Linked DNA regions of Mus musculus: region 1 is linked to region 2. Evidence: chromatin loops called from intact Hi-C (ENCODE). Cell type or tissue: gastrocnemius. All regions are shown on one strand.

Region 1 (2,500 bases), 290 kb before region 2:
ACTTATTAAATTTGCTTACAGTGAACTCTAAAGCAAGCATCTGCCATGTGCATCTCCTGGCAGGAAAGAGATCAAGGGCATTCTCTGCAATGGGATTCAACAAAGAGTTTCTGATGCTGCCTCCGGGGTATGTTTTGTCTTAATGGTTGAAGCCTCAAAGTCATACAGTGAAATAGAACTTAATGACATAATTATAAAAGAACATGTATTCGGTCTCTAAGACTGCCATTACCTTTGGGTGAAAGACTTAAGATACATACAGATTATATTATTAGTAACCCTAGTCTCTGTACCTCATTCAGTATATGCTGATAGTGATTTTCATTTCTCTTTTATATAATAAAGTCACTCAAAAAACAAAAAGTAGACTTTTAGAGCCAGCAGGCAGAATTGAAGATAGAAACCAAACATGTTCATATTTATATTCCCATTAAAACACCCATTTTCATGCACACAGAACCTGTTCTTCAATAAAGTCAATTAGTGGAAGGAAATACATTTCTATGAGAATACATGTAGCATAAAAATAAACTCAAAGAACAAATGTATGCTTTTCCAACATCATTTAAAATAATTAAACACCATATTATTTTTACTTTTTAAAACTCTTATTTGTCTCTGTCTTATCTCACGTTTTATACAGAAAACTAGAAATACAACTTGGATTATCTGTGTATCCTTATAAATAACTGCACAGGCACCTTTAGATGTTATAATTAGAATTGATATCTTAGCAGGTTGATTTTCATTTTCTTTTTTTTTTTTTTTTTTTTTTTTTTTTAGATAGAGTCTTACTTTGTATCCCTGGCTAGCCTGGAACTCACTGTATAGACTAGGCTTGCTTTCTATAGTGTGACAGGAAATCCAAGCACATTCAGGGCCATAGATCAACTGATACTCTTATTTTTCCATTAAGCATGTAGTTATATATCTTCTCTTCTGTTCCAGACAGTGTTCTAGGACCTAGGACACAAGAAAAATAGGCCCGACAGGGCAGTGTTGGGAATTGCATTGAGTTGTAATAAACATGTAATCATCATCATATATGAATTAATTACATACAATGCAACAAACATTTCTGGAATTGCAAGGCTCACGTTTTAATGGCTGTCTTTTTTGACATTAAGTCTCTATGCACATGTGTACAGATGTGTGTGTGTGTGTGCGTGTGTGTATACACACATACACACACACACACACAAATACGGTAAAATAATAGTTGTAGGTAGCTGACTAGTGTTTGCTTTCCTTTCCTTTCCTTTAGCTGCCAACATCATTACTCCCACAGAATCTGCTTTGAAGACTGAGAGTGATAAGTTTTAGATTGTATTGTCCTCTTTTTAGTCTTTTGAGCTTTTGATATACCCTGCTTTAAGTAGAAAAAAACAGAATGACTGAATTTTGCAGAACAGACTGGGTGCTGAGTGATATTTAAAGAAATCAATTGTTTCCTTGGCATCATATTAATATAGAAAATTAACAAATGAGATGTAAATGAAATGCTCTAAATGATTGCAAAGAAGAATCTAATCCATCCATTCATCCTTCCATCCATCTACCCAAATATCCCACCACTCATCCATTCACCCACCCGCCATTTAATGACTCGAGAATATGTGATACCAAATTACTCTAGTATTGCTTTTTAACATTGATAAATAAAACCTACACCTTAAATTGATTCAAAGAACCAGACACTTAAGCAAACAACAAAAAAATAAAAACCCTACAAAGGCTTGGCTTTCCCCCAAAAGTAACTATAGAGAAAACAATATATTCTTTATATGATAGGATTTTAATTTGGAGGATAATAATACAGGACTTGAGGACAAAGTGTTACTCATCTAGAAAGGGTTCGTGAAATGCCTTATACCAAAAGAAGTTGGCTTCTGTAGCAGTAGCCCATAACCAGCATGTTCACACAAAAATAGCTGTAGTTCAATAGCTCAGAAAGCCTGATATGTGTGCCTCTGTGACTTGGTATTTTTCTTCTGCAGCTTTCCATGGGTTCTTTCTATTGTAGTTTTCATATCTTGGCTTTAACAGGCCATGCAGAAGTTCTTTTCTGATTGTATTTGGAATTTTAAGACTGTCTTGTACTTGGATATCTATATCTTTCCCTGATTTGAGAATGTTCTATTATAGTTTCAGTGAATACATTTTTGAGACCTATAGCCAGTTTTAACTTAGCTCTTCTTCATACCCCATGGTTCCTAAGATTTAATCTCTAGATTACTTGTCAGAATTCATGAATTTGTGGTCATGCTTATTTTTCTTTACTGATATCTAACTTCTCAAACAAGTATCCTATGCCAAATATTTTTATTTTGGTTGAAAAATATAAATTCACTATAAGTTTGATGAAATTTACAAAAGTATTTCCCACATATCCTGTCTATTAAATTCACTTTCAAATCACACACACACACACACACACACACACACAAACACACACACACACTTTCAAATCCTTTAAATATTGACCCTCTCATTATGAGTT
Region 2 (2,500 bases):
CCTTCACATGTCAGCAGGGAGAGCAGGCTCATGCCAAAAAGGACTCTCCCACCCAGGAAGAAGGCAGAGGAGGCTTTATAAAACCACAATTAAGTCACACCAGGGTCAGGCCAGGGGACAGAGGCTTCAAAAGTTTCTGTTAACAAAGATTTGAAAAGTTCTAGTGGGCTGAAACAATTTGCTATATGTTGTAAAATAATGGGCATTTCAAAATGGTAGGTAGGCTGCATGAGAGCACTGCTCAGCAGAATGTTACTGGGCTAGGGGCCTGGGATCTGGGGGAAGGAGAGAAGAAAAGGATACAGAGGCAAGAGGGGAATATATTTCTCTTCTCTGGGTTATTCAGTTTAATGTTTTTAAATTTTATTTTTTTACTTATTTACTCACTGCCCCCTTCCCAGTCATCCCTTCCCATAGTCGTTCCCTCTCCCCTTTCCCCTTCTCCTCTGAGTGGGTAGGGGCACACATGGATATCCCTCTAACCCTGACACTTCAAGTCTATGAGATGCTGGGTGCTTCCTCTCCTACTGAGGTCAGACAAGGCAGCCCAGCTAGAAGAACATATCCCATGTACAGGCAGCATCTTTTGTGATAGCCCCCACTTCAGTTGTTCAGAACTCACATGAAGATCAAGCTGAACATCTGCTACCTATGTACAGGGAGGCCTAGGTGCAGCCTGTCTATATTCTTTTGTTGGTGATTCAGACTCTGAGAGCCCCAAGGGTCCAGGTTAGTTGACTCTATTGTTCTTCCTGTGGAGTTCCTATTCCTTTTAGGCCTGCAATCCTTCCTCCTATCCTTCCATAAGAGTCTCCAAGCTCCATCCACTGCTTAGCTGTGGATGTCTCCATCTGTGTGAGTCAGCTGCTGGGTGGAGGCTCTCAAAGGACAACATCAACTTGAATTTTTATGCAACCTACCAGTGGTGACACTGTCCACAGTAGGCTAGTCCTTTCCCCATCAGTCATTAATTAAGACAAGCCCCATAGATTTGGCTACGAGCCAACATGACAGAGTTCCCTTTTCCATTAGGGATCTCCTATTTAGATAACTCTAGCTTACTTAAAGAAACAATCAAGAATAAAATATCCTACAGTAACAGCCCAAGATGAAACAGTCTTTTCCTGTATGTGTTGCATATGAAATCTCTACAGAGTTATTTATATATTCAACTGAGCGTAGCTTGCCATCTGCTGGCAAAATACAGTAATTTTGGGGGAGCACTCATATTTTCAAAGTTCTGGATCAGCTTTCAGATAATTACAGTATACTAATTATTTAATAAGCACCTGATCACAGCCACCTAAACAGAAGCCAAAGCAGAGGCCACTGGTGCCCAATTTGATGGAGTGGAAGTGGCGATGGTGAGGTTTTGACTATGCTTGTCTCCCAGCACAATCCACAGAAAGGCACTAGATGATTTACATTTCTAAAATGTACTTGGGAATCTAGAGAGGTGATTCAGCAGTTAAGAGCATTTGCTGCTTAATACAGAAGAAATGAGTTCTGGAAGACTCACAGTGACCTGTCACGCTAGCTTCAGGGCATCTGATACCCTCTGGGAACTCACCAGGGCCTCCCTGGGAACCCATGTACATTTACATCCACACTAATAAAAATAAATATTTTATTTATTTATTTATTTTCCAGGCAAGGTTTCTCTCTGTAGTCCTGGCTGTCCTGCAGGTTACTTTATAGATCAAACAGTCTTGAATACAGAGAACCACCTGTCTGTACTTTGCAAGTGCTAGGATTAAAGGCACATGCTACCATGCCACACTTAAAAGAATCTTTTAAAATGTAAGTGATGCCTTTGGATGCAAATGTATATGACATTGAATTTTAGTTCAGGGTAATCGATATTGGCTTAATTTCATCCTTCTACATGTGAATATCCAGTTCCCAGGGCCATTTGTTGAAGATGCTTTCTTCAGTATGCATTTTTTGGCATTTTTATCAACTATCATGTAGCTGTAGTGATGTGGACTCACATTTCAGTTAAATTGATCCGTATGTCTGGATTCCAGTTCTCTTCATCGTCTTGCTTAACGAGAAATTCTGTATCTTTAAACAGATTGATTAAAGTGTTGTGCTTACAAGTTCATATTTCAAATCCTGTTCCAAAAATTTATTAACTTGTTCCATTATAAATGTTTGTGGATTATTTATCTGTTGACTCTGTATCTTATGAGTGTGAAACATTCCCTGTCAACTATATGTCTGATAGAGGGTATCTTTAATGTACAAAGAAATTACAAGGACTCAGGAAAGCAAACAACTCAATTAAAAGACAAGCTATATTTAGCCACACACGGTAGTGCACACCTTTAATCTCAGCACTTGGGAGGCTGAGGCAGGCAGATTTCTGAGTTCAAGGCTAGCCTAGTCTACAGATTGAGTTCTAGGATAGCTACACAGAGAAACTATGTCTTAGAAAAAGAATGAAAAACAAGACAAAACAAACAAGCAAACAAAGCTATAGATCAGAATATAGAGTATT

What was found. Peaks named below come from ENCODE experiments on the same cell type or tissue, not always from the same donor. Only the 100,000 strongest peaks of a DNase experiment are listed, where the experiment ranks them.
Region 1: a loop joins it to region 2, with 4 times the contacts of the local background. A loop is called at or near these places in 2 of 42 quality-filtered maps.

The regions. Positions count from the first base shown.
Region 1 is chr13:19,346,307-19,348,806 of GRCm38, forward strand. It overlaps Tcrg and Trgc4. Among named protein-coding and RNA genes, the nearest start is that of Stard3nl, 48 kb to the right of the region's middle. In gastrocnemius, no CTCF peak of the experiment used is centred here; no DNase peak of the experiment used is centred here.
Region 2 is chr13:19,639,504-19,642,003 of GRCm38, forward strand. No RefSeq gene overlaps it. Among named protein-coding and RNA genes, the nearest start is that of Sfrp4, 18 kb to the left of the region's middle. In gastrocnemius, a CTCF peak has its summit at 1,195 (motif pointing left); a DNase peak (open chromatin) is centred at 991.